2 separate regions of the Mus musculus genome follow, and region 2 is linked to region 1. Evidence: chromatin loops called from intact Hi-C (ENCODE). Cell type or tissue: left cerebral cortex. All regions are shown on one strand. Links, peaks and the distances in the headings refer to the core of each region. The heading gives the core; the rest is flanking DNA. Region 1 has its middle 60 kb from the start of Gm36065. Region 2 overlaps Cep85l (centrosomal protein 85-like).

The links. Peaks named below come from ENCODE experiments on the same cell type or tissue, not always from the same donor. Only the 100,000 strongest peaks of a DNase experiment are listed, where the experiment ranks them.
Region 2: a loop joins it to region 1, with 14 times the contacts of the local background. A loop is called at or near these places in 5 of 42 quality-filtered maps.

The regions. Positions count from the first base shown.
Region 1 is chr10:52,531,530-52,536,915 of GRCm38, forward strand. No RefSeq gene overlaps it. Among named protein-coding and RNA genes, the nearest start is that of Gm36065, 60 kb to the right of the region's middle. In left cerebral cortex, for the core only: a CTCF peak has its summit at 2,537 (motif pointing right); a DNase peak (open chromatin) is centred at 2,544.
Region 2 is chr10:53,339,000-53,344,385 of GRCm38, forward strand. The region is part of intron 3 of Cep85l (centrosomal protein 85-like); the gene reads right to left. It overlaps Pln (phospholamban), which reads left to right. Exons shown (of 2, transcript NM_023129.5): 2 at 4,758-5,386. The coding sequence starts at 4,865. The coding sequence ends at 5,023. Among named protein-coding and RNA genes, the nearest start is that of Pln, 4.0 kb to the left of the region's middle. In left cerebral cortex, for the core only: a CTCF peak has its summit at 2,505; a DNase peak (open chromatin) is centred at 2,488.

The DNA of each region.
Region 1 (5,386 bases), core at 322-5,321:
CCTGTGACAATTTGTTTTTTAATTACATATAGGTGTTAAATGATTTGGGTCTACTGTTAAGTCTGTAAACATAGAATTGAGTAGAACAAAACCTTTTCTAAGAATGTAGGATACAGATGTAGTTGATAGTAGGTTTCCCCTATTCTTGGTGTATTCAACACTTCATTCAAATAGCATATGAGATTTGGGGGCTCCTCTCTAGTTCTGGAAGTGAGAGGCAGAAGCATGTGGATAGGGGCATGCCAATGGTGATGGCTCTCGCCATTTTCCATGATGGGACATAGCTTAGTATTTAGCTTAGATTAGGGTGGTGTATATTTAGAGGAATGAGACCACTTGGTATGTGTGGTTTCTCTTGCCTCCTAATTGCTTCCAGAAATAGACATCTCACTATAGACATACTCTACATTTCATCAAGATTACATCTTGTGCACTAGCTGGGCATTTTAAACAAAAAGAATAACATGGAAAACAGATTATTTGCCTTCCTGCTCTGTGGTCCCTCTGGCACGAGCAGAGCAGAGAATAGCACAATGTGTTTACTTTGAGTCTGATGGACGGGCCCACATTTCTCAGATGCCTTTAAATGGAAGACTCACTGGCCTGCTGTCCACAGAGTGCCTCTGACTGGGCTTTGGCCTGATGTACATCCACTCCGATGGGCAATATTTTGCTCCCAAGTACTGAGGAGGCCTTGTCATAACCTGTATCAAGAACCTTTCCTTCTGCCCCATACTGCCTTTTTCCTCTTTTGTCTACTGATGCTGATCCTTAACTCTTTGGATGTCTTTAGCACCTACTTTTCGATGGTTTCGCCTGCAACACTTCACTCGCTAGGCAACCACATCTCAAGCACAACTGTGATTTCTGTATATTCAGAGTGGAGGCTAAAGCAGGTATAACACTGGTAGGGTTGTGGAATTATGGATTCCAAAGAATTTGAGAATGCTTGCAAGGTGGTAGAAACTTTAGGGGGTGGGGTGTATCTAGAGGAATGAGATCACTTGGTATGTGTCTTTGAAGGTCATATCTGGTCCTTGACCCATTTCTCTTTCATGGCCTACCATTCATCATGAAGAACCTACTCTGTCATGGTCTCCTACTGTCATGACCAATACTGTACTACCCACTTTTGAGTGTAAGGTTGGAGGCCTAGGGATGAAAAGCTCTGAAACTAAGAGTTAAAAGATACAGTTTCTTTTCTAAGTTAAGTTCTTTGTGTCAGGTATTCTATCAAGATGTCAAAAAAGCTGACAGTGGGCTGAAGCAAGCACTGCCTGAGCACACTCACAAAGGATTAAGCAGAGCTGGGCTGCAGGGAATCGAACTCAAGACAAGAGAAGACAAAACAAAACAAAACAGTTGTCAATGAAGATGGATAACAGAGCATTAGCAACAAAGGGGAGCTTTTGGGAGCCATCAGAAGGCTTGACCCCCTGCCCCAAAGGATTCTGCAGGGTGTGACTCTAGTCCCAAAGGTTCTCCAAGAGCAACAAAGTCTCTCCCTAGGCATGAATCAGTTTAGTCAGTGTGGCTGGTTGCAAGGAAATCTCCCAGATACTATACTTTCCCTTTAGGGCTAACTCTGAGAGACAAGCCACAGACATCAAGCAGTGGAAAAGCAGAAAGTGGCACACAACAGAAGGAAGCAGCCAGCTTGGGGTCCTTTCTCAAACAGAAACTTGCATGAGTCATCACCTGGTGGTATTGGGTACTGGGTGCTAGGTGCTGGGTGATGCTTTCTTGAAGTCTACTGTTTCTTTCATAGCAACTGTTCTTGAATCTTGGAGTTGCTGGAAGGATTTTATTCTCAAGGAGAAAGGCTGTAGAGCTTTCTGAGGGTTTTATAGAAGGGATTTGTGGCACACACGCTATTTGCATAACAGAGCTGACAACAGCCCTGAGAGGTGGTGCTGAGAAAAAGTCTCTGAATGAGGCTGTGAGAACAGTAGTGATAAATACTATGGAGCCTGTGTTGCTAAATCGCCTGGTTCATGGGCTATGCTTAGTAGCTCTTTGATCTTGGGTATGTTATTTAAATCCCCTGAGTTGCTTTTCTTGTCTGAAAAATGGGAATAATAATAGAACCCACCCCATGGGACCACTGTAAGAATTAAATTGGCTAGCCTAAAACAAAGGCACAGAATAGCATAAGACACACAACTGATATTCTCATATACATTGCTATGGGCCAGGCTCTTTTGTTGAGTATTAAGTGAGCATGCAGAGGAGACCAAATGCTGGCTGATTCAGAGTTGAGAGTAAGCTAAAAAGCAGGTTAGACTGGTCTGTGACTGGAAGCCTAGAAAATGCAAGCTTCCTGTCTCTTGTCAGCTCTGCAGATTTCTTTTCAGAGAGTGTGATGCATGCTTTTCTGGTTGGTTGTATAGACACTGGCATCACTCTTACACAGGAATAGAAAAGTGCTGTTTTATTTTATATAGAGCAAACAAACAAACAAACAAACAAAAAACAACAATCAGTATTTCCAGAAGTAATGTCGAAGGTGGATTTTATGATCTCACCAGCAGGAGGCGCTGTTCCTATGCAAATCATGTAGAACAGGCAAATTCATTGTGCCCCAAACTGTTTAGCATCATTTGATAAAAATTTCTGGTCTGTTGTTGATACTTGTGAATTCCAGTGTTGGCTAATAAAAATTCTTTTTCAGTTCCTTGCCCACAACTTCAATCTGTATGATTGCAACGGGAAAAGAGTAGAAAGCCATCTCCTAGAAAACGAGATGTCTGTTGTTCAAGGTCTATGTGTGCAGTGGCTTCTAAATATTCAAAGCAGAATTTAAAACATGACATTTATAGAGAATTTCACACTTACTTTTTATATTAACGACATGTAATTTGTTTTTGTCATGATTTATACATAGCATTTAAAATCAATCAATTTTTCATCACATGCAATTGAGTTAAATAATAATCACGAAAAAACAAGGTCAAGATTGTGTTGTTATTTTATGTCACCAGTTTGTTGTTCTCTGCTGTGAATTTGTTCTCTTGGCATAGGAATAATCAGAAAATATGATTTTCTAGTACTTGCAAAGTAATTGAGTAAATCAGTAGAATGCCTCTGTTACAGGAATATGATAAAGTTATTAAGTTAAAAATATGGGGCCGATATTACCTTCCCAACGGAATATTCATATATTCAAGGTGTTATTTGAATGAAACAAAGGTGCATTTGTGTGTGTGTGTGTGTTTTAATATGCTTTTTACCTTTGTGACAATTTTTTTTTGAGTCATGAAAAAGTAACTGAAGTTAATGAATTATTCATCCATTGTACCATAATGATCTTTGTAAGAATGAAACAGTTTGAGTGGATTTGGTTAGTTCTCTTTTTCCAAAACCGATGCTTCCCTGGAAATCTCTAAAGGGGATTTTGCCTATTAAATTTGTATCTTGAAAACAGGTCTGCAGCCAACTTTCAATGGTCACAAATAAACCACCATCTTAGTCCATTTTGTGCTTTCATAACAGAATAGCTGAGACTAGGTCATTTGCAATGAACAAGATTTATTGGCTCACATTTCTGGAAGCTAAGAAGTCTACTATCAATATCTAAATTAGCATCAGGAAAGGCCTTCTGCTGCATTGCCCAATGGCAGATGTCAAAATGGAGAACAACCCAGAGTTAAACTCACATTTTCAGAATGATGCCTAACCTATCCGATTGTGGTCTAATCATCTCTTAACGGGTTCACTTGTTAATACTACTGTAGCCATTAGACTGCAGCATACGATTTGGGGAGGGCAATATTCAGAGCACAGCAGCCACCCTGCAAATTTAACTTTCTTGGCAGCTGCTTTTAGGTTTTGCCACACAGAGGGCAGAATGATGTTTGAATTTCCTCTAGTGAGAGAAGCGCTTGCAGTCTAGTTGTGTCTGAGTATTCTATGCTTCCACACGAGTTTCATAAGATGCAACAGGCAGCTATGCAGAGAGGAAAAAATACATTTTTCTTATCCTTTAAAAGTTTTATTCATTCCTTGAGATGAGAATGTGTCTATGTGTGTGTGTGTATGTATGTATGTATGTATGTATGTATGTATGTATATATTTATTTATCTATTTATTTATATTTAAAAAGGGCCACACCTTGTAACCCTGGATGGTCTGGAAGTCACTATGTATACCAGACTCACCCTGGACTCACAAAGACCCACCTCTGCTTTCCTAGTGTTAGGTTTTAAGGCTGTGCCACTATGCCCAGCCTTATAATATGCTTTTAAATGTCAGTCCAAGGAAATGTGATATGTGAAACTCCAAGCCTCGTACACATCAGATATCAAAACACTCACGTAGAAATGATAACCTTCATGGTGGACAGTCGACTGTAAGCAATGTACTTGTTCTAGAAACAACACCTACTGATTTTGTGATGCTAGTTAACATTGTATCTGTATTTAGTCAGTTTTTCATCACTGTGACAAAATGCTTGCTGTAAACGACTTAAAAGAATGAAACATTTGTTTTGGTTCATAATCTCAGAAACTCAGTCCTCATGGCCCCAATGGCTCTGTTGTCCTGGGCCACGATGAGGCAGAACATCATGACAGAGACGTTATATGGAAGAACAGAGCTATTCATCTTATGGGTCGGGCAGCAGAGAGACAGAGATGGAGAATCTGGTAAGATATGCTTATCAAAGGCATGCTCACAGTGACCCTTCCCTTCAACTAGGCCCTATCTCTAGTTTCCATCCTGTCTCAGTAATATGGCCAATGTATAAATTCACAAATCCATTAATCGTTGCTTCCTTTAGAGCCATCATGGTCTGACCACCTTTCAGGAACATCATCATCTGGAGTCCAAATCCATGAGTCCATTTTTAGGGCAGGGAGTAGATCCAAATCATACAATTATTTACCAGTTGCAAACTATAGTGTCTAGCCAACTTCAAATAATAGCTTTCTGTCTTTAGGTATGGGCATTGCGCCATCAGAAATAAGGTTATTGGTGAGACAGCTCCTGATGGTTCTACTGCAGACCTGACGGAGAGTTAGTCACTCCACTTGCCAGTTTGAGTGGAATCTGTGCAGAAAGTGGCCAGCAAGTATTTTGATCTGCAGGGCTGAGTGAGAACCAATCCATTCCAGATAGGCATCAGTTAGACTGACCATCCTCAAGAGGTCAGAGATACTGGAAGAAACCTGTGGGTCTGGGGAGTAAGGATATATTATTTTTCTATTATTGCCGTGATAAAACACCATAACCAAATCAAATATGGGAGGCAAAGGTTTTTCTTGCTTATGCTTCCAGATAACATCTCATTACTTAGGGAAATCAGGGCAGAAACTCAAGCAGCACAGGAAGCTGGAAGCAGGAGCTGAAGTAGAGGCCATGGAGGGTTGCTATTTATAGCTTGCTCAG
Region 2 (5,386 bases), core at 313-5,312, 810 kb after region 1:
GGTGCCAAGTTTATTTGTCATATTTCTGCTATTTTTATTTATCTATCCACTGTGTTGCTGGGGGACTAGGGAAGAGAGTGAGAGAGAGAGAGAGAGAGAGAGAAAGAGAGAGAGAGAGAGAGAGAGTGTCATTGCATGTCTGTGAAGGTCAGAAGAGTTTGTAGGAGTCAGTTCTTTCTTCCCACCATGTAGGTCTCAGGAGTCAAGCTTGGGTCGTCAGGCTTGGCAGCAAGTGCCTTACCTACTGAGCCCTTTCCCCGGTCCCTGAAGGTTTACCTTAATGCCTATCCAATAGCATTCTCAAACTTGAACAGTGTGTGCAAAAGTTTTTTTCAGTGGAGTAAGGGGTAGGTAATGAGTTTCTTTCCACCAGAATTTCCTTATATCACAATTAGTTACAAAAAAAAGGAAGCAACTTCTAGAAAAAAATATAAATTCTGCTATAGAAAGCATCTTTAGCAGATTAAGCAGATGCTGCCTGTAGTTAAAATTTTCAATATAAAGCACAGTTTCTACATAGCTTTATGGTGACATTGAAGTATTTTGTTTATAAAGGTACATGCTTTAAAAGTAAGCACAAAAAAGGATAAAATCAATGAAGAAATGTAACAGATACACTAAAAAAGAATGAGATGATTTGCTTTGCCAAAAGGAGTTGCCGCAGTGTCATTTCCTAAAGCAAATCAAAATTGTTTTTAGAATATTTTAGTAGACATAGAGGAAAATTGCTGCATTTGGGTCATTATTAACAAATATTGTTTCTTAATCTCACCAATTTATCAAGACATAATATTTGCATTGGCTATAGAATTCAAAGTATATATTAAAACATCAAGTGAGGATGATTAAAGTATAGATCACTGCTATAAATTACACAGCATAAGCACATTTTTTCTGAAGAACATTTTCCTAAGTGCACTTACACACAGACACTCCCTCTTAATTCTTTGTATGCATCTCTACATCATCATTTGGAGAACAGATTTTAAAACAAGTGAGCTCTGTGAAGTTCACAGAGCTACAAGCAAATAGGAGACCTTGTGGGAGAGGCCATTTGCACCTCTGATCCCGTTCAGTGATGAGCATGGTTAAGATACATCATCATCCTGACAAGGTACAGAAAAAGAAAAGCAAATGCAAAATGCTGTGAATGGTCATTTTCTGAGAAAATGAGGATGCAAACTACTGCTAACTAAAAAGCATTCCTCTGTTTCATTTAAATCCATCAAGTGTTGGATCTGTACTATTCTGTATGATATTCTAAACATTATCTTCAAAGTCAGGCATAAAGTTACTGATGTCCTTAGTTTTTAAGCAGTAAATTCTAGTCAGCAAAGTTCAAAATAATCACATAGACATGAACATACCAGAATCAAATTAAAATATACAATCATTAAGTTTGCTCTATTGATAAAAAATATACCTCCAATCCATTTAAGCTTGTTATCTAAAAATCAGACTGATTTTTCCATAACTCTGAACAAAGGCTTCAACACTCTATTGCATCCCTACAGTGCATCAATTTCATTTCTTACCTGCTCACTCTACCCAAGGTCACTGTTTTCAAGGTTCCTGGATAAAAGAATCTTGCATTGTTATTTACACAATGAATATAATTTTCATCTAATATAGGAATTCACACATTGATCAGACCAACAAAAACAAAAATTTAGAGTTGGGAATGAAAAATATAGTCTTTCTAAATTATAGCAGCATGGCTGATAAGCAGCAGTCTCTTTGGACATTCCAAGAGTGTGTAGTACTTCAGTTTCCTTACCCAACACAATTCTGAAGCATGCATTACCAAATAAACACATGAAAATAAAGCCTTCTTGGGTATTCTAATACCCATGGAGGGATTTACAGAGACAAAGTTTGGAGCTGAGACAGAAGGAAGGACCATCCAGAGACTGTCCCACCCGGGGATCCATCCCATAAACAGCCACCAAACCCAGACACTATTGCATATGCCAGCAAGATTTTGCTGAAGGGACACTGATATAGCTGTCTCTTGTGAAGCTATGCCAGTACCTGGCAAATACAAAAGTGGATGTTCACAGTCATCTATTGGATAGAACATAGGGCCCCCAATGGAGGAGCTAGAGAAAGTACCCAAGGAGCTAAAGGGGTCTGCAACCCTGTAGGAGGAACAACAATATGAACTAACCAATACCCCCAGAGCTCGTGTCTCTAGCTGCATATGTAGCAGAAGATGGCCTAGTCAGCCATCATTGGGAAAAGAGGCCCTTGGTCTTATGAAGATTATATGCCCCAGTATAGGGGAATGCCAGAGCCAGGAGCAGGAGTGGGTGGGTTGGAGAGCAGAGCGGCGGGAGGGTAAAGGGACTTTCGGGATAGCATTTGAAATGTAAATGAAGAAAATATCTAATAAAAAAAATCTTTTTAAAGAAATGAGGAAAAAAAGAAAGGAAGGAAAGCCTTCATGTGTATGCTCTGCCCCATCAGTAGAGCTTACAGGCAACTGAGGACCTCTAGTGCTTCAGAGCACGTACTACATCTTCAGGGCTTTCCATGAATTGGGTGCATCACTCACTCCTCTACATGAACAGGGGTTTATTTGCTAAGTGCCCCTCAATTTTCCTTAGAACTTCCCAAATACTGTCTCCCTACAGCCTGTTTAAAAAAAAAAAAAACAGACTCTGAAGCTTCAGTATAAGGCTAAAAATCACTTTCATGGAGGCACAGGAGCCTTGTAATCCCAGGCAAAAGCAGGACTGCAGAGTTCAAGACTAACCAGTGTGACACACAGTAAGTTTAAGACCAGCCTAGACTACACAGTCCAAAATCGGGGCTGTGTTAATTCAAATAAATATGTTCAATTTCACATAAGTATACATCAATAAAAATAAACCTACGGACGAAAATATCAATTGCCATGAGCTAATTTCAGAGGGAAATTTTTAACAGAATTTTTTAATTGGTCCAATTTCATTCTGTTTACACAATTTTTATCACAACTAGACAGAAGCAGGTGAAGAGACTCTGACGCTTCAGTCTGCACAACAAAGCTGGGACCAAAGGAACTTGCCAGCTTACAATTCTGCAGTCTTAAAGGGGCTTCATCCCAGTGAGCTTTCCTGCGTAACAGGTTGATCTAACTTTTTTGTTTTTGTTTTTGTTTTTTTGTTTTTTTTGTTTTGGTTTGGTTTGGTTTGGTTTTGGTTTGGTTTGGTTTGGTTTTTGGTTTTTCGAGACAGGGTTTCTCTGTGTAGCCCTGGCTGTCCTGGAACTCACTTTGTAGACCAGGCTGGTCTTGAACTCAGAAATTCGCCTGCCTCTGCCTCCCGACTGTTGGGATTAAAGGAATGCACCACCACGCCCGGCTCCTTCAGGGTTTTATACAGATAACTTCTACCCCTACCCAACAGGTTCCTAACAAAGGATATGACTTTTTTTTTTTTTTTTTTTTTTTTTTTTTTTGGCTAGGACCTCACTGTCTAGCCCTGGTTGCCCTGGAACTTGCTATGTAGAGCAGACTGGCTGAAACTCAGAGCTCAGCCTAACTCTGCTCTCCGTCTGGAGTGATAAGACCTAAGGCAAGAGCCGCCACACCTGACAGTATGGTACTGTAGGATTACTGCCGTCTGTAGCTTTCCTCTTCCTCCTCCTACTAAAACAAAAATGATACTTCTGAACTTAATTTCCTAAATTCCGATTTATTCTCTTTAAACAGAGAGAGAGAAGATAATACAAGGTCCCACTAGGAAAAGTAAAGAATTGCTGGTAGCGATCAATCCTTCCAAAAGTGAGAACAGATCCCACACACATAGAACACAAAACTTGGGTTCTCTTCTGCTTCTTACATAACTAAAATACGGGATCTCATATTTCCCACAACCAAATATACATTGTATTTCCAGCACTCTGGTACAAAAATCAGAAAGATTAAACTTCAAATTAGTCTGTAAGTAAAGAGGCTCTGTGTCTCCAGTAAACACCCAATGAACATATACAGTCATCTTTTTAAACCTGTAGCTAATTTTCTGTTAACACGCTTTATTTTGTTGTATTTACTATCAAAGCTTTGAACCTTACATATTCAGCCATAGTTTAGAAGTTTTGAAAGAAGGCCAGACACAAACCCACCCCTGGTAGCCAAGATTAGCTGAAAACTGGCACTGTGATAGTTTAAAACGATAGTCCTTACTGTGCCTTCTGAGTTTGGAAGTCTTTAGTACTTAACATCTTCTTAAAGTGTTTAAAATAACATTCACCAAGAGGCTGGATCTGGGAGGAGTCCGGAGGATGTATATATGATCAAATACACTGAATGATTCTACAAATCTATAAATCATAAAAGAGAATGGCAAGTGGCTAGAATCTGCTTTTTATTTCATATTTTTCACTTAACTATTTTATTTTGGACTAAAACTAGGATCCAAGATATGTTACTATATGCATTTCTTTTTACAAGATTATTTCTGAAACATTAATAGTAAATGTTAAAATCAATTGTGTTTACAGAGAAACAGAGCTTTAAAAAAAGTAACCAAGAAAATAGCCCCAAAGAAGCACCTCATAAATCAAGTACTAGCCGCCAAAGCCGTGGCTCTCCCCGCTCACCCAGGACAGTGAGACGCTCACACATGAGAGACAGAAGAGAGGCCTTGGGGACTGGAGAAGGGGATGGGATTTAAAATACAGCTGAGGAACGAGCTGCTGCAAAGCTGTGCATATCTACCCAGAGAACGGGTTTAGGTATGAACCTAATCTGTTGACTATTTTTTACATCCCAGGTCTCCTAAAAGAAGACAGCTCACATTTGGCTGCCTGTTGTCAACTTTTTATCTTTCTCTTGACCACTTAGAAAAACTTGTCTCCCTACTTTTGCCTTCCTGGCATAATGGAAAAAGTGCAATACCTCACTCGCTCGGCTATCAGGAGAGCCTCCACTATTGAAATGCCTCAGCAAGCACGTCAGAATCTCCAGAACCTATTTATCAATTTCTGCCTCATCTTGATATGTCTGCTGCTGATCTGCATCATTGTGATGCTTCTGTGAAGAGCTGCCGCCACTCCAGACCTGCAACATGCCAACTCAGCTTAAAGCCGAGCACTCCGTCATGGGGGAAGCAACGCACCGCTGCCTTCCGGCTGAGAACAGCTTTGTGAGGGTCACGATTAAGAGTGAAACTAATTGTTAGCCAGTGTATTCATCTGCTGGATCTTGTAAACAAACTTTACAGTGGCTAAGTGTGCATAATGTAGCTGCCAATTTCCTCAACATGGCTCATAAATTTCTTTCCTAAATATTTCTGACAATGAAGTATGAGTTTTAATTTTGAAACACCACTACCAAAAAAGTTCACTTTCTATATCCAACTCTAGCAAGGTCACTTTATAGCTCCAGTCTGGGGAATAAATG